Regions from separate parts of the Homo sapiens genome. Here all the other regions are linked to region 2. Evidence: read pairs that join two places in POLR2A ChIA-PET (ENCODE). Cell type or tissue: GM12878. All regions are shown on one strand. Each heading gives the region's core, and the rest is flanking DNA. Links, peaks and the distances in the headings are about the cores only.

What was found. ChIA-PET counts read pairs that join two places held together with the same protein. Peaks named below come from ENCODE experiments on the same cell type or tissue, not always from the same donor. Only the 100,000 strongest peaks of a DNase experiment are listed, where the experiment ranks them.
Region 1: POLR2A ChIA-PET joins it to region 2 with 5 read pairs; 5 of 35 experiments call an interaction of 5 or more read pairs at or near these places.
Region 3: POLR2A ChIA-PET joins it to region 2 with 7 read pairs; 5 of 35 experiments call an interaction of 5 or more read pairs at or near these places.

What each region holds. Positions count from the first base shown.
Region 1 is chr12:110,725,201-110,731,299 of GRCh38, reverse strand. PPP1CC (protein phosphatase 1 catalytic subunit gamma) reads left to right here. Exons shown (of 7, transcript NM_002710.4): 3 at 541-771. Among named protein-coding and RNA genes, the nearest start is that of PPP1CC, 15 kb to the left of the region's middle. In GM12878, for the core only: no CTCF peak of the experiment used is centred there; a DNase peak (open chromatin) is centred at 3,349; H3K27ac peaks cover 1,846 bases.
Region 2 is chr12:110,602,001-110,608,099 of GRCh38, reverse strand. No RefSeq gene overlaps it. Among named protein-coding and RNA genes, the nearest start is that of TCTN1, 9.1 kb to the left of the region's middle. In GM12878, for the core only: no CTCF peak of the experiment used is centred there; DNase peaks (open chromatin) are centred at 1,634 and 2,239; H3K4me3 peaks cover 942 bases; H3K27ac peaks cover 1,701 bases.
Region 3 is chr12:110,773,357-110,779,455 of GRCh38, reverse strand. No RefSeq gene overlaps it. Among named protein-coding and RNA genes, the nearest start is that of PPP1CC, 34 kb to the right of the region's middle. RefSeq lists an enhancer at 2,659-2,998. In GM12878, for the core only: no CTCF peak of the experiment used is centred there; a DNase peak (open chromatin) is centred at 2,785; H3K4me3 peaks cover 870 bases; H3K27ac peaks cover 1,508 bases.

The DNA.
Region 1 (6,099 bases), core at 1,326-5,325, 120 kb before region 2:
GATAAAACTTTGTGTTCATGTTTTTAAAAGTAAAATGTTCTTTGGCATTATCTAGCAGGGAGAAATTGAAAGCTAAATGCATTGATGGGTGGGGGGTGGGGGTGGTGTGTATGTGTGTATGTGCTTTTGTTCAGATGGGGCCAAGACTCACTAGAAGTGCAGCAGTTCTGCTGACACAGTACCCAGAGACTGAGCTGTCAGAGATCTGATATTGATCAGTCAGCCTGAAAGGGATACCATGTTACTTGGCAAGAATGCATGCTTGGACATAATAACCCTTTCCACAGAATAAATTCTTAATAGTTGAATTTTATGTGAGGTTCTGGACATACACATATACTTAAAATTTTTGTTAAGCTCAGTTGAACTAAATATGATATAAGATTGGAAATTACTTAGTGTTGGCTGCCCAGTTAAACTCTCATTACTAGAGGTCAATGCCATTGTACAATGAATATTTAAAGAATGTCTTTCCAAAGCTTTGTTAGTGGATTGAGCTTTAAGTATGGGAACACTGTGTAACAAAATTCTTGCTTCCAGGTGACATCCATGGACAATACTATGATTTGCTGCGACTTTTTGAGTACGGTGGTTTCCCACCAGAAAGCAACTACCTGTTTCTTGGGGACTATGTGGACAGGGGAAAGCAGTCATTGGAGACGATCTGCCTCTTACTGGCCTACAAAATAAAATATCCTGAGAATTTTTTTCTTCTCAGAGGGAACCATGAATGTGCCAGCATCAACAGAATTTATGGATTTTATGATGAATGTAAGTACTTTTCTATATCTAAGGAAGAGTTATTGAAATTAAGATATTTATCATAAACAATTATCACATACTTCTGTTAGGAATTGTGAGAGTTTAGATGCAGTGGTATCATCTCTCATGTTTTCTATTTCATCAACTTGTTTTTAGCTTAGCTTTTTTAGGGGGGTGGGGGAACGGAGTCTCACTCTGTTGCCCAGGCTGGAGTGCAGTAGCACCATCTTACCTCATTGCAACCTCTGCCTCCCAGGCTCAAGCAATCCTCCTGCCTCAGCCTCCCAGGTAGCTAGGACTGCAGACATGCATCACCACGCTTGGCTAATTTGTGTATTTTTTTGAAGAGATGGGGTTTCACCTTGTTGCCCAAGCTGATCTGAAACTCCTGGCTCAAGGAATCTGCCCGCCTAGGCCACTCAAAGTACTGGGATTACTGGCGTGAGCCATGATGCCCAGCCAGTTTTTTCTCTCTTGGGTAGAAAAATAACACTGCCGCTGTAATAAAATAAGGTCTTGGATTCTTTTATGATGTGATGATCAGATTAGGAAGTAATGATCATGGTAATGGTTGCTTTAAGATTTAAATTGTTGTATTCACAGATAACTTAATTCTTAGTAGAAATCTGAGAACCATTCCAAATAGTTTTTTTAAGCAACTTTATTATGTAATTTCATTCCATAAAATTATTCTGTTAAAAGTGTACAATTCAGCGATTTGTAGTAAATTTATAGAGTTATGCGACCATCACCATAGTCCCCAGGCAACCACTAATCTACTTTTTGTCTTTTCTAGAGAATATTGCATGCAAATGGAATCTTGCAATACGTAAATAATTAGTTTTTGAAATTATTATAGTTTTTCTCCTTCTGGCATATCCACACCCAGGAAGAATGGCAATAACTTTCCTAAAACTAAAATGTGCTGAACAAAGATTATTTTTACAGTATTTTACACATTTTGTGACCCATTTTGGATTGTTTAATTAAAGGTATACTTCGATTTGACTATTGACAAAACACAGTTCTTAAAGCTTTGAAAATAGGCTGGGCACAGTGGCTCACGCCTGTAATCCCAGCACTTTGGGAGGCCACAGCGGGTGGATCACAAGGTCAAGAGATCAAGACCGTCCTGGCCAACATGAGGAAACCTCATCTCTACTAAAAATACAAAAATTAGCCAGGCGTGGTGGCAGATGCCTGTAGTCCCAGCTACTCAGGAGGCTCAGGCAGGAGAATCACTTGAACCCAGGAGTCGGAGGTTGCAGTGAGCCAAAATCACACCACAGTAGTCCAGCCTGGGTGGCAGAGTGAGACTCCGTCTCAAAAAAAAAAAAAAAAAAAAGCTTTGAAAATATCAGTTCAGTAAAGGGTTTCAAGTCAGAAAAGGTTTTGAATCTTTACCTTCACCTTCCTTTTGTGCTCATCATTGCTGCCAGGACGGGTTTCAGGTTTGGAGTGAAGAGGTGGTTAAGGAACTTCAGGTACTTGGCATTTGCTAATATGATTATAGGGATATCAGCAAAGGGTTGTCCCTGTGGCCCTCCCCTAGACCACATCGTAACCTAGAGTCTCCAGATGCAGTGTTTTTCCATCTCAATTCACATAGATATGTTGAGCTAGCACATTTGTTAGAAGTGCATCCTAGAAAGATTATATTCACAAACTGAGCCCTTCTACTACCACCCTTTCCCACAACTGGATGTTTGCTTGGTCTGTGACCTTGAGATCCAGCTGATAAGATGGGGTGGCAGGAATCATCAGGGACAAAAATTCTATGGGTTCTGGACTGACTGATAGCATTGAACTTGTACATGAAAGGTATTCAATATTAACAGTGATTCTGTGTCAGAGAAGTACCAGTAAGCCAGTTACTACTCCTTAGGTAGTGAAATGCAAGGCAGGTGTGATGGGTTTTTTTTGTTTGTTTTTGAGACAGAGCCTTAGGCTGGAGTGCAGAGGTGGGATCATAGCTTACTACCACCTGTAATTTCTGGGTTTAAGCAATCCTTTCACCTCAGCCTCCCTAAGTGCTGGGATTACAGTCATGAGCCACCACACCCAGCCAACACTGTGTTTTGGATACTTATTCCAAGTGTTACTCTTGAGTTTTTTGTTTTTTGTTTTTTTTTTTTTTTTTGAGACGGAGTCTCGCTCTGTCGCCCAGGCTGGAGTGCAGGGCGCGATCTCGCCTCACTGCAAGCTCCGCCTCCTGGGTTCACGCCATTCTCCTGCCTCAGCCTCCCGAGTAGCTGGGACTACAGGCGCCCGCCACTACGCCCGGCTAATTTTTTGTATTTTTAGTAGAGGCGGGGTTTCACTGTGTTAGCCAGGATGGTCTCGATCTCCTGACCTCATGATCCGCCCGCCTCTGCTTCCCAAAGTGCTGGGATTACAGGCGTGAGCCACCGTGCCTGGCCTGCTCTTGAGTTAAAGGATTCCTTTTACATAGCTGTTAGCCCAGCAAATACTTTTCATGTTTGCACTGATGAATTCAAATCCAGTTGACCTCATTTTTGTGACGTGTATCCTAATGTAATGATACTGGCTGCATCAGTTTCGGTTTCTACTTAATGCAGAGGCCTTTAAAAAATGACTTAGAAGATCAGTGTTGGTTGGTATCAGTTTCGACTCCTGTTTGGTCATCAACACAATTTGTAGATCTTATGCTCAAGCTTCCTCTCTCTCATCAGGCAGATATAATTTGCCATCCAGTCTACTTGTGGGCATGAAAGTGCCCTTGACATAGGTGGCTTTTGGTTGAAGGCTTGCAGACATTTAATATATATATAAAATACTTAACTAATTTTATTAAAATGAAAAGTTGTATTCAAATGTTGATTTTCATGGGACAATTTAAAAACCACTGCCTGTTTTCCAGGTACATAAGTACTTTATACTACCATTTCTTTTTTTTTTTTTTTTAACTTTGTAAATGTGATGGAAAGGCTGAGGTATATGTTGTTGGGTAAAACATGAGTGTTTGTTGATCTGTTTCTGCTGCCGTAGCTGTCTGATGTACAGTAATGCGAAACCGCATTACAGGTTATGGCTCAGAATCTTAGGATTTGGAAGCTAGGCGATTACCCTGGCTAAACCTTTCAGGAGCCAGATGTTCCTAGTGGTCTGAGGTAGCCTTAGGGAGGAAATGAAGAGAGAATAGAAAGAGGCAGGCCCACGCTTAAAGTGCTGAGAGGGAAAAGGAGGAAACAAACTGATTTTTGATGGAGAAGCCAGCAGGAATCAGCAGGAGAAGCTGGAGTATGTGGCATAACTAAAGAATCAAAGCCGGGGCGTGGTAGCTCACGCCTGTAATCCCAGCACTTTGGGAGGCCAAGGTGGGTGGATCACTTGAGGTCAGGAGTTCAACCTGATCACAAGAGGTCAGGAGGTCTGACCAACATGGGGAAAACCCATCTCTATTAAAAATACAAAAATTAGCTGTGGTGGTGCACACCTGTAGTCGCGGACACTCAGGAGATTGAGGCAGGAAAATCACTGGAACCTGGGAGACCATGGTTGCAGTGAGCCAAGATTGCGTCGCTTCATTCCCCCTAGGTGATGCAGTGAGACCCCACCTCAAAAAAAGTATCCAGAAGTGAAGCTGACCTTGGGGAAAGAGGAAGTCACTGTCACTGGGGAGCTAAGACAGCAGCTCTGTTTTTATAATACAGGTTAAGTATTCCTTACCGGGAATGCTTGGCACTAGAAGTGTTGCAGGTTTTTTGTTTTTGTTTTTAATTTTGGAATATTTGTGTTATAATTACTGGTTAAACATCCCTAATCCAAAAATCTGAAATCCAGAATGCTCCAGTGAGCATTTCCTTTGAGCATCATGTGAGTGCTCAAAAAGTTCCAAATTTTGGAGCATCTTGGATTAAGGATACTCATCCTGTGGTGGTAGTAGTAGTAGTATTGCTGTTGGAAATGGGAGTTGGTGGTTTTTGGAGATTGCCCTTCAGCCTTTCGTAAGAAGGAGTTTGCTTTTTTTTGAGACGGAGTTTCACTCTTGTTGCCCATGCTGGAGTGCAATGGTGCGATCTTGGCTTACTGCAACCTCTGCCTCCCAGGTTCAAGCAATTTTCCTTCCTCAGCCTGGCGGGAGAAGTTTGTTAAACTTTCCGAACCCCCTAGTGAAGGACCTCTAAAGAAATATGCAACAGGGTGAACCATAGTCAGTGTTAGACCCAGTCATTGAGAAACCAGAAATTATTAGGAGAAAAGATAACACTCCTCTGCAGAGAGAAGGCAAACATTTGTTGAATTTACATTTCATTTCAAGCCCTGTGGTAAACTCCCTAAGCTGCTTGATTTGCATTACAGGGTGGGAGGTGTGGTTCAGGTCAGTTGCTTGGGCTGGCTCTAACTCTCAAAGGAGAGGTATAGGTTTAAACCTTTAGATGTCCCTGTATTCCCCAGGAAAAGAGACTAAGGACAAACTCTTGGTTTGTTTTGTTTGTTTTGTTTTGTTTTTTGAGACGGAGTTTCGCTCTTGTTGCCCAAGCCGGAGTGCAATGGCACAATCAAGGCTCACCGCAACCTCCGCCTCCCAGGTTCAAGTGACTCTTCTGCCTTAGCCTCCCAAGTAGCTGGGATTACAGGCATGCGCCACCACGCCCAGCTAATTTTTATATTTTTAGTAGAGACGGGATTTCTTCATGTTGGTCAGGCTGGTCTCAAACTCCCAACCTCAGATGGTCTGCCCGCCTCGGCCTCCCAAAGTGCTGGGATTACAGGTGTGAGCCACCGCGCCTGGCCAAACTCCTGGTTTTTAAAGATTGTGCTTAGTATAGTAAGTACAGGAAACAAAGGCATCTGGACAATTGGACAATCCTCAACCAATCCAGAGAAATTTGTTCTTGCAAGGTATGTGACTAGGTTTTAAACTCAGAACATCAGTTTCCTGTAGAAACAGTGCATAGAGGCATATTTCTGTCAGAACTGCACTCTGACTCCAGAATGTGTGGATGCCTGTGCTGTTGAGGGAACATGACCATCCTGTGACATCAGGCCTGTGGGAGCATGTGGAGTCTGTGCAGTGTTGGAAACAAATGCCCTGTAGTGCCTGTGAGAGGCAGCCACTGCCGTGTGATCATTGTGCCTCCTGCTAGAGTACTGAGGGCTGGGGATCCTCTGGTGTCAGTAGGTTATTGAGGGGCATATATGGGGGATGGGTGCTAACTCTCAGGTTTCCTCAGAAGGAAGGTCATAACGCCACATGTGTAAGTTCGTAATTGAATTCAGAAGTAGGGGACTAGCTGCGGTGAGATTGGACAGAGCAGACAATTTCAAACAGAATTGATGCTCCCAGATAATTCCTGGGATTTGATGGCAGTC
Region 2 (6,099 bases), core at 675-4,674:
GGGCAAAGTGGCTCACGTTTGTAATCCCAGCACTTTGAGAGACCAAGCCGGGAGAATCACTTGAGGCCAGGAGTTAATAGGCCAGCTTGGGCCATTGGCAAGACCCCATCTCTATGAAAGTAAAAAAATTAGCTGTTTTCCATAATGGCTGTACCATTTTATATTCCCAAACACAGTGCATAAGCATCCCAACTTCTCTAAATCTTTGTCAACACTTATGGTTTTCTGTTCTTTTGATAGTTATCATCCTAATGGGTATAAGTTGATATTTCATGGTTTTGATTTCCCTAATGATTAGTGATGTTGTGAATCTCTTTGTGTGCTTGTTGACCATTGGTATATGTTCTTTGCAGAAATGTCTATCAAGTCAGTTGCCCATTTTTTAATTGGGTTGTTCATTATCATTGTTCAGTTGTAGGAGTTCCCTATATATTCTGGAAATTATCCTCTTATCAGATAAGTGATTTACAGATATTTTCTCCTATTCCATTGGGTTGCCTTTCACTCTGTTGATTTTTACCTTTGATATCCACAAGTTTTTACTCTGATGTGGTTCCATTTGTCTATTTTTTCTTTTGTTGTCTGTGCTTTTGGTGTCTTATCCAAGAAATCATTGCCAAATCTAGTATCCTGAAGCTTTTCCCTTATGTTTTCTTCTAGGAGTTTTGAGGTCTTAACATTTTGAGTTCTTTAATCCATTTTGAGTTTATTTCTGTTATCTGGTATAAAGTAAGGATCCAGCTTCATTCTTCTGCACGTGATTTCCAGTTTTCCCAGCACCATTTGTTGAAGGGACTCTTCTTTCTCCATTGTGTAGTCTTGGCATGCTTGTTGAAACTCCTCTAGCCATATATGCAAAAATTTCTTTCAGTTCATTATTTTTTTATTTTTTACAATTTTTTGTAGAGACGGGGTTTCACTATGTTGCCCAGGTTGATCTCAAACTCCTGCCTCAAATGATCCTCCTGCCTCAGCCTCCCAAAGTGCTGGGATTAGAGGCATGAGCCACCGTGCTTGGCCCAGTCCATTCTTTTTTTTTTTTTTTTTTTTTTGAGATGGAGTTTCGCTCTTGTTGCCCAGGCTGAAGTGCAATGGCATGATCTTGGCTCAGCGCAACCTCCACCTCCTGGGTTCAAATGATTTTCCTGCCTCAGCCTCCCGAATAGCTGGGATTACAGGCATGTGCCACCATGCCCAGCTAATTTTGTATTTTTAGTAGAGACGAGGTTTCTCCATGTTGGTCAGGCTGGTCTTGAACTCCCAACCTCAGGTGATCCACCTGCCTTGGACTCCCAAAGTGCTGGGATTACAGGCATGAGCCACCACGTCCGGCCCCAGTCCATTCTTTTTATTGGTGGCAAGTATTACAAAAATGGCTCCTTTGCAATTTATCCATCCATTCATCAGTTGAAGGAATTTGGGTTTTTCTAGGTTTTGGTGGTTAAAAATAAAACATATGTTTCATTTCTCTTATATACATACCTAGGAGTGAGATTTCTGGGTTTTATGGTCAGTATGTGTTTAAATATATAAGAAACTGCCCAGTTTTTTCCAAAGTGACTGGCCCATTTGCCTTCCCAATAACAAGGTATGAGAGTCCCAGTTTCCCATGCTCACGGGCACTTAGGATGGCCACCTTTGTTTTCATTTTTGTTTTTAGTTATTCTGATAGGTGTATGGTGGCTTCTGCTTGCAGTTTCATTAACTGGCTTTTAAGAAATCCAATCACGGCCCAACGCGGCAGCTCACGCCTGTAATCCCAGCACTTTCGGAGGCCGAGGCAGGTGGATCAGGAGGTCAGGAGTTTGAGACCAGCCTGGCCAACATAGTGAAAACCCGTCTCTACTAAAAATACAAAAAAATTAGCCAGGCGTGGTGGTGGGCACCTGTAATCCTAGCTACTTGGGAGGCTGAGGCAAGGAGAATCACTTGAACTTGGGAGACGGAGGTTGCAGTGAGCTGAGATCGCACCACTTCACTCCAGCCTAATGACAGAGTGAGACTCCGTCTCAAAAAAAAAAAAAAAAGAAAGAAAGAAATCCAATCACCTGGTGACAGCACATCTACATTACATTTTAATCTTGGGGTGCTGAAAGTATTTGTCAAATGTGAAATGAAAAAATAAATTTGTTTTTTCTGTATATAAGGAGCTTCAAAAAATGAAAGTAAGCTGGCTTCCTGGTCCCACTGAGCGACCCTGCTCTCTCCTCCTCCACCGCTATTTCTGTTTCTGTGTTGTAAATATGTTTTCATTCTTTCCTCGGGACCTGCAGATAGTTCCTCTTTCACTTACTTTTTACTGGCTACTGGCAGCCTGTTAGTGAATTCTTCTTCTTCTTCCTCTTTTTTTTTTTTTTTTTTTTCTTGAGACAGAGTTTCACCCTTGTTGCCCAGTCTGGAGTGCAAAGGCGTGATCTTGGCTCACTGCAACCCCCGCCTCCCGGGTTCAAGCGATTCCCCTGCCTCAGCCTCCTGAGTAGCTGGGATCACAGGTACACACCACCTCTCCCGGCTAATTTTTTATTTTTAGTAGAGACGGGGTTTCACCATGTTGGTCAGGCTGGTCTCAAACTCCTGACCTCAGGTGATCCACCCGCCTTGGCCTCCCAAAGTGCTGGGATTACAGGCGTAAGCCACCACGCCCAGCCGTTTTTTGTTTGTTTGTTTTCTTTTTTTTTTTTTGAGATGGAGTCTTTCTCTGTTGCCCAGGCTGGAGTGCAGTGGCACCATCTCGGCTCACTGCTCACTGTAACCTCCACCTCCCAGGGTCAAGCGATTCTCCTGCCTCCGCCTCCCAAGTAGCTGGGATTACAGGCACATGCCACAGCGCCCAGCTAATTTTTGTATTTTCAGTAGAGACAGGGTTTCACAATGTTGGCCAGGCTGGCCTCAAACTCCTGACCTCAAGTGATCCACCCACCTCAGCCTCCCAAAGTGCTGGGATTACAGGCGTGAGCCACTGCCCCTGGTCAGAAATACGTATTCTTCAAGATAAAATCCATCATACTGATGCTTCCAATTAAGACTCCATCCCTCCACCCAAAAAAAAGAGAATAACAATACCAATAACAATACTAATAATACAGAATAATGATACCAATACTACCACACAACCATAGGATTATTTAAAATATGTTAAGAATGTTTTTAGCTGCACACTTTCTTTTTGAGACAGAGTCTCACTCTGTTGCCCAGGCTGGAGTGTAGTGGCATGATCTCAGCTCACTGTGACCTCCACCTCCCAGGTTCAAGAGATTCTCCTGCCTCATCCTCCCGAGTAACTGGGACTGCAGGCGCCTGCCACCACATCCAGCTAATTTTTGTATTTTTAGTAGAGGCGGGGTTTCTCCACATTGGTCAGGCTGGTCTTGAACTGCCGACCTCAGGTGATCCACCCACCTCGGCCTCCCAAAGTGCTGGGATTACAGGCGTGAACCACCGTGCCCAGCCTGCACACTTTCATTTAATCCCTCTGTTTTTAGGATGTTGCCTCGCCTCCAAGTGTTTTCTCTGATTGCTATCCCTGGACCCAGAACTTCTCTGGTTCAAGTTCTCCAGGGAATAAGCATCTCATCTTCTGCAGAGATTGGGGTTAGGGAGTGACAAGGAGGAGAATCAGGGGTCTAACGCTTCCCCCAGATGGTATTTATATTCAATCAATTATTGGTTTTCAGTCCCACCTCTCAGCACAGGGGCCTTCAACCAATTCCTGAGCCTTTCTGGGGTTTATCAGCTCTAAGTGCCTTGCTACTCATTGGCAACTCCTGCAAGAACTAGGGTTTCTCCTCCCAAGTAAACCACTCATCTACATTCTATCTTCTAAAAAGGATTTGAGATCTCTCATGAGCAGTCTTCTCCCACTCTTTGTGGGTTTATACCTCTTTGATTCCTTTGCTAGTATTTTAGGAGTGTTTCAGGAGAGAGCAGAGATAACTGCATGGGCTCAATCTGCCATGTTTCTATATGTTTTATGTAAATATTTTCCTATCAGGCATGGAGAGATAATATAGTGAAATGATTAGAAGCACAGATTCTATAATGGGGGAGGCTAGGCCTGTGTGATCCAGGGGATATATCTCTGTACCTTCTGCTCAATTTTGCTGTGAACCTAAAACTGCTTTTAAAAAGAAGATCTAGGCCAGGCACGGTAGCTCACACCTGTAATCCTGGAACTTTGGGAGGCCAAGACGGGCGGATGGCTTGAGGTCAGGAATTCAAAACCAGCCTGGCAAACATGGTGAAACCCCGTCACTACTAAAAATGCAAAAAAATTAGCTGGGCGTGGTGGTGTGCACCTGTAATCCCAGCTACTTGGGAGGCTAAGACAGGAGAATTGCCTGAACCTAGGAGGTGGAGGTTGCAGTGAGCCGAAATCGCACCACTGCACTCCAGCTTGGGCCACAAAGTGTGATTCTGTCTCAAAAAAAAAAAAAAAAAAAAAGGTCTACTGGGCCGGGCGTAGTGACTCACGCCTGTAATCCCAGCATTTTGGGACGCTAAGGCGAGCAGATCACTTGAGGTCAGGAGTTCCGGACCAGCCTGGCCAACATGGTGAAACCCTTTCTCTACTGAAAAATGTTTAAAAAATACAAAAATTACTGGGGCCTGGTGGCGGGCGCCTGTAGTCACAGCTACTTGGGAGGCTGAGGCACGAGAATCCCTTGAACCCGGGAGGCAGAGGTTGCAGTGAGCTGAGATTGCCTCTGCACTCCAGCCTGGGTGACAGAGTGAGACTCTGTCTTAAAAAAAAAAAAAAAAAGAAAGAAGGAAGGAAAGAAAAGAAAAGAGAAAACGAGCACACTTTCTGAAGCCACAGTGTTTGGGTTCAAATCCCTAGTTCTGCCACTTGCTAGCACTATAACTTTGGGCATGCTTTCTGTGTTCAGATTCTTCGTCTATAAAACAGGGAAATAGTGGTACTTAGGTACCAGTTTTGTGCATACAGCATGGTGTATACAGTATGCAGCATGGCTAACTAAGCCCTCAAAAAGCTTTAAAATGCAGCCTGGACAATATAGCAAGACTCTTTCTCCACAAAAAAACAAAAACAAATTAGCCAGATGTGTTGCCACACACCAGTCCTAGCTACTCGGGAGGCTGAAATGGGAGGATCGCTTGAGCCCTGGAGTTGGAAGCTGCAGTGAGCTATGATCATGCTACTGCACTTCAGCCTGGGTGACAGAGCAAAACCCTGTCTCCATTTAAAAGACAACAAAAGCTGTCCAGGCTTGGTGGCTCACGCCTGTAATCCCAGCACTTTGGGAGGCCGAGGCAGGCGGATCATGAAGTCAGGAGATCGAGACTATCCTGGCTAACACGGTGAAACCCTGTCTCTACTAAAAATACAATAAATTAGCCGGGCGTGGTGGTACACACCTGTAGTCCCAGCTACTCAGGAGGCTGAGGCAAGAGAATTGCTTGAACCCGGGAGGCGGAGGTTGCAGTGAGCCGAGATCACGCCACTTCACTCCAGCCTGGGTGACAGAGCAAGACTCCGTCTTAAAAAATAAATAAATAAATAAAAGCTTAAAAATGTTATTTGAGAAAGGGTGCAGGATTCAGGTTTCCTTAATTGGAAAAGACAAGATGATGTTAATTCTCCAGAAAGCGAAAGGAGAAAATATATGTTAATCTTGCCTCAAAATCGATTGTATGGTCCTCAGGATTTAGCAATTCTGAATAATGCCATTTCACCTATTCCCTGCAGATGGCAGCCTTTGTCACCAAAACTTGGTTCCTCTCACAGGGTTGACCCGGAGCAGAGGACAAAATGCTATTCTTTCATTGGCTCTAGTTCACTCAACAAATATTTACTGAGCACCTACTATGTGCCCGGACCCAGAAACAGCAGTGGTCAAGCAGGCACCAGCATTGCCCTCTCAGAACTTCCAACAGTTCTAGAGCTTCATTCTAAGGAGCTGAGGGGCCCTCCCAAGGAAAGCTTCCATGAGAATGGGCCTTCAGTTACAGAAGCCTTAACAGGAGTCAGAAACAGAATGCCTTCTCGAGCAAAAACGATGTTGCAAAGGACATTACTCACCACCAATTGCTTTCCAGGCCTACCTGCACTTAAAAAGAGCCTTTCATAAGTTCCACCCT
Region 3 (6,099 bases), core at 666-4,665, 170 kb before region 2:
AAGTTTATCTTTCTGTCTCTGTGTTTCCCTATCCCTCCATGTCAGTTTCTCTTGATTTTCCTCTCCCTTTCTCCATTTCTCTCTGTCTCTCTCTCTCTCTGCTCTTTTCCCTCCCCTGACCCCTTGCCTCCAATCCACCCCCATTTCTCTTTTTTCCCTCCCTTTTCCCCTCCTCTAGAGTCTCAAGATTGGGGCCAGGCAGCAAGACAGTGAATATAAAGTGAAAAGTCACCTGGAGATTTCCAGGCCACCAGATGTGCAACGTATTCAGACAGAACAGCTGGATCATTTAACAGCTTCCTTGTTTTCCCCCAGAACATCCGCTGCGGGGGTGTCTCACACAGCATATCTACATGAAGACACGCAGGTGTGTGCCCCCGTGTGTTGCCTCATGAGACCCTGTGCAAAAGTCACCATTGTCTGAAAGCCCCACTTGTATCCTTTAATGTAATCTGATTCAAATTTCTTCCCCTGCAACTTCCCTCTTTTCCTCTTCTTACATAACATAGCTAAAAAACCTGGTGCTGTTTAATCATCTCAGATACCTTCCACTGGCTTCCTGTGATCTTCAAGTGATCTTGTGAGTGAGGTGTTTGGAAAGATGAGACAAAATGAGGAAGAAAGTCTAAAGAAAGCCCTGGAGAGAGCTGGAAAGAAAACCCTCAAATTCAGCGCCAATCATGGTGGCTCACACCTGTAATCCCAGCACTTTGGGAGGCCAAGGTGGGTGGATTGCTTGAGACCAGGAGTTCGAGACCAGCCTGACCAACATGATGAAATCCCTTCTCTACTAAAAATACAAAAATTATCCTGGCATGGTGGTGGGCACCTGTAATCCCAACTACTCAGGAGGCTGAGGTGGGAGAATTGCTTGAACCCAGGAGGTGGAGGTTACAGTAAGCCGAGATCACACCACTACACTCAAGCCTGGGCGATGCAGCAAGACCCTGTCTCAAAAAAACAAAAACAAAAGCAAATACAAAACTCAAATTCAGGGCACTGCATTGTTCTTGGCCCCATTATACAGATGAAAGAACTCTAGGGTCCAAAAGCTCAAAAGAACCTGTACTCCAACCCCAAACTCCTAGCTCTTATCATGCAACTCAACTGCCAGCATCACAGACAAAGCAAAGCTGGAAAAGACCTCACACATGGGGCTGCATGGTGCAGAGAGCATTGCCTCAGCCTCTCATGTCGGCTAGACAACACTGAGTTCAAATCCCTTTCCTGGGACTTAGAAGCTGCCGACTTGGGCAAGCCGTGTCAGCTCTCTGAGCCTCGGTTTCCTTATCTATAGAATGGTAATAATAACAGTATCTCGACCAGGCGTGGTGGCTCACACCTGTAATCCTAGCACTTTGGGAGGCTGAAGCAGGGGATCACCTGAGGTCAGGAGTTCGAGACCAGCATGACCAACATGGTGAAACCCCGTCTCTACTAAAAATACAAAAATTAGCTGGGTGTGGTGGCGGGCACCTGTAATCCCAGCTACTCGGCAGTCTGAGGCAGGAGAATCACTTGAAGCCGGGAGGCAGAGGTTGTAGTGAGCCGAGATCGTGCCATTGCACTCCAGCCTGGGCGACAGAACGAGACTCCGTCTCAAGATAGTAATAATAACAACAACAACAACAGTATCTCTCTCTCAGAGGGGTGTTGTGAAGATCTGATGAAACGAGACATGTAGAGTTCCGAAATGATAGTAAGGACTAGAAAATGTATGTTGTTGTTAGAATTAGTACAAAACTGAGGCCCAAGTTTACACAAATTAGGTAATGGCAGATCCAGGCTTAGCAGCTGGTCTTGCAGCTCTCACTCCAGCATATTATTTCCTTTTTTTTTCTTCTTGAGATGGAGTCTCGCTCTGTCGCCCAGGCTAGAATGCAGTGGCGTGATCTCAGCTCACTGCAACCTCCGCCTCCCAGGTTCAAGCGATTCTCCTGCCTCAGCCTCCTGAGTAGCTACGACTAGAGGGGTGCGCCACCGCGCCTGGCAAATTTTTTCTATATTTAGTAGAGATAGGGTTTCATCATGTTGGCCAGGCTGGTCTCAAACTCTTGACCTCAAGTGATCTGCCCGCCTCGACCTCCCAAAGTGCTGGGATTACAGACGTGAGCCACCGCAGCTCTTGTATTTTCACCAAGAGAGTTTCTTGCTACTTACTCTTCCACCAAAAACAGTGATAATACTAATTATTTTAGTTATTACAGCTGAGACTCTGTGTTCCAGATCCCATCTTAACACCTTACACCTGCTCATCAAATCATTGTGACAACCTTGTAACATAGGTCCCATCATTATCCTTAGTTTATAGATGAGGAAACTGAGGCCCAGAAAGCAAGAGAACCTTGCCCAAGGTCACACAGCTAGTAGACAGCAGGGCTAGGATGCAAAGGCAGGCAGCCGGCCCCAGAGTCCACCTTGTAATCTCTGCACTCACTGCTTTCCATTAAACTTCTTGGGGATTTACCGCAAATCATGGTTACTTTTCTTTACTATTATCTCTATATATATATCAATTGACTTTCACTTACACAAGTAATATGTGAATGAATACATTCTAAAAAACAAAAACAAAATTAGGGCATGACTGACAAAACTAAACTCTGCTTGGACATTACTCTTATTTTCCACTGTGAGTAGTTTGGTAAGAATCCTCTCAGCCTTTTGCCTACACGTTTACATATGTACTTTACTGCCACTTTGCATACTCTTCCCACTGGGCCTCTAGAAAACAGTAGCTGAGACGGCAAACTTGAGACTGAAGAAAGGTTGTGGGGGCTGGAGATGGTATCACTTTCTGTTTTCTGTAGATCAGTTACCTATAAATATTCTGAAAGCTTCCCGGCAGGTGACTCAGCCAATGGGCCAGAGAGTTGGATGCATAATTAGGTTTCCTTGGCTATCTGCAGAGACAAAACCAGAGAAGGTGGGCTGTCTCTATCCAATATGGCTGCCACTCACCAAATGGGGTTTTGGGCCCTTGAAATGTGGCTTGTCCGAACTGAGATGGGATATAAGTGCAAAATACCAGATTTTGTAGCCTTATACAAAAAAAAAAAAAGAGGATAACATAGCTCATGCTTTTTTAAAAAAAACCTTTCCTATGGTGCTAAATTAATTTCTTTTCTTTCTTTCTTTCTTTCATTCATTTTCTTTCCTTCCTTCTTTCTTTTTTTTCTTATTTCTATGAGTCAGGGTTTCACTCTGTCACCCAAGCTGTAATGGCCTCACAAGTAGCTGGGACTTGTGTATGTGTAATCACTTCTAGCTAATTTTCTTTACTTCCTTCCTTCCTTTCTTTCTTTCTTTCTTTCTTTTCTTTCTTTCGAAACAGGGTTTCACTATGTTGCCCAGACTGGTCTCAAATTCCTGGCTTCAAGCAATCCTCTCACTTTGGCCTCCCAAAGTGCTAGGATTACAGGCATGAGCCACTGCACCTAGCCTTGAAATACTTTCTTTTTTTTCTCTCTCTCTTTTTTTTTTTGAGATGGACTGTCTTGTCACCCAGGCTGGAGTACAATGGCATGATCTTGGCTCACTATAACCTCCACCTCCCAGATTCAAGCTATTCTACTGCCTCAGCCTCTCAAGTAGTTGGGATTACAGGTGCCTACCACCGTGCCCGGCTAATTTTTGTATTTTTAGTAGAGACGGGGTTTCACCATGTTGGCCAGGCTGGTCTTGAACTCCTGACCTCAGGTGATCCACCCGACTCGGCCTCCCAAAGTGCCAGGATTACAGGCATGAGCCACTGTGCCCGACCAGAATGCTTTCTTTATATTGATTACGTGTTAAAATGGTCATTTTTAAAATATATCAGGTTAAATTAAATATATCATTTAAATTAACTTCAGCTTTTTTAATGAGGCTACTGGAAAAATTAAAAGTCCATATGTGGTTTGAATTCTTTTTTTTTTTTTTTAAACACACTCTGTTGCCCAGGCTGGAGTGCAGTGGCGAGATCTTGGCTCCCTGCAACCTCTGCCTCCCAGATTCAAGCGATTCTCCCGCCTCAACCTCCCAAGTAGCTGGGACTACAGGCGCCCACCATCACACCTGGCTAATTTTTGTATTTTTAGTTGAGAGGGGGTTTCACCATGTTAGCCAGGCTGGTCTCGAACTCCCGGCCTCAAGGGATCCATCCGCCTTGGCCTCCCACAGTGCTGGGATTACAGGCGTGAGCCACCGTGCCCGGCCTTGAATTCTATTTCTAATGGATAGCGCTGTTCTAAACAGTTGCTTGAGGAGACACTATTTTAAAAAATTATCTGAGAATGGTAATGATAGTTCGATTGTATCAGGTGCTCTAAGATGAGGTTGCAGGCTAAACACTTCCCATTGCTTATCTCTTCCATTCCTTCACAACAGTTGCATGAGCTAAGCACTATTCTTACCTCCATTTTGCAGAGGAGGAAACTGAAGCTCAGAGAAGTGAAGTCATTTGCCCAAGGTCACACAGCCAGGAAGCAGCCAAGCAGCAATCTGAACACATCCCTCAAGGGATTAACCCTGTGGATGACAGGACAAGAAAACCATTCACAGGGACCCGCCTCAGAGATGAGTATAGTCAGAAGAAAGTCCTGGAAAAGCCAGGTTCCAATGGGATAATACAAGCCCATCTCATTCACAGCCCTTTTTTTTTTTTTTTTTTTCTTTTTGAGACGGAGTTTTGGGTCTTGGTCTGTCACCCAGGCTGGAGTGCAGTCGCATGATCTCGGCTCACCGCAACCTCCACCTCCCCGGTTCAAGTGATTCTCCTGCCTCAGCCTCCTGAGTAGCTGGGATTACAGGTGTGCACCACCACACCTGGCTTTTTTTTTTTTTTTTTTTTGAGACAGAGTCTCACTCTATCGCCCAGGCTAGAGTGCAGTGGCTCGATCTTGGCTCACTGCAACCTCTGCTGCCCAGGTTCAAGTGATTCTCCTGCCTCAGCCTCCTGAGTAGCTGGGATTACAGGTGCCTGCCATCACGCCTGGCTAATTTTGTATTTTTAGTACAGACGGGTTTTCACCATGTTGGCCAGGCTGGTCTTGAACTCCTGACCTCGTGATCCGCTCGTCTCGTCCTCCCAAAGTGCTGGGATTACAGGTGTGAGCCACCGTGCCCAGCTTAATTTTTGTATTTTTAGTAGAGATGGGGTTTCACCATGTTGGCCAGGCTGGTCTTGAACTCCTGACCTCATGTGATCTGCCCACCTCAGCTTCCCAAAGTGCTAGGATTACAGGCATGAGCCACTGTGCCCGTCCTCATCCACAGCCTTTTGGGGGTGGGGGTGTTGTTTTGTTAGTTTGGGGGCCAGAGGAGAAACCAATCAGACAATTCGATACCTGCTTCTCTGCCCTACCCATTGCAAGGCCCAGCCCCTGCTCTGAATTAATATGGAGTTTACATTTGAAGAGTAAGTGTTAGTTTCTTTTTTTTTTTTTTTTTTTTTTTGAGACAGAGTCTTGCTCTGTCGCCCAGGCTGGAGTGCAGTGGGGCATTCTCGGCTCACTACAAGCTCTTCCTCCTGGGTTCACGCCATTCTCCTGCCTCAGCCTCCCGAGTAGCTGGGACTACAGGCACCCACCACCACACCCAGCTAATTTTTTGTATTTTTTAGTAGAGATGGGGTTTCACCATGTTGGCCAGGCTGGTCTTGAACTCCTGACCTCAGGTGATCTGCCTGCCTTGGCCTCCCAAAGTGCTGCGATTACAGGCATGAGCCACTGTGCCTGGCCAAGCTAATGCATTATAATTAGTGTATAAGGAGCAGTCAGTATGACCAGAAGTCACTTTGATTGTCATCTTAGTTTTGGCAGGTTTTGGCTGGCTTCTTTACTGCATCCTGTTTTATCAGTGGGGTTTTTATGACCTGTAAAAATACAAAAATTAGCCAGGTATGGTGGCACACACCTGTAATCCCAGCTACTTGGGAGGCTGAGGCAGAAGAATCACTTGAACCTGGGAGGTGGAGGTTGCAGCGAGCTGAGATTGTGCTGCTGCACTCCAGCCTGGATGACAGAGTGAGACTTTGTCTCAAAACAAACAAACCAAAAACTATATATCTATCTATCTATATCTGTCTAGATAGATAGATAGATATAGCAGCAATGGCTG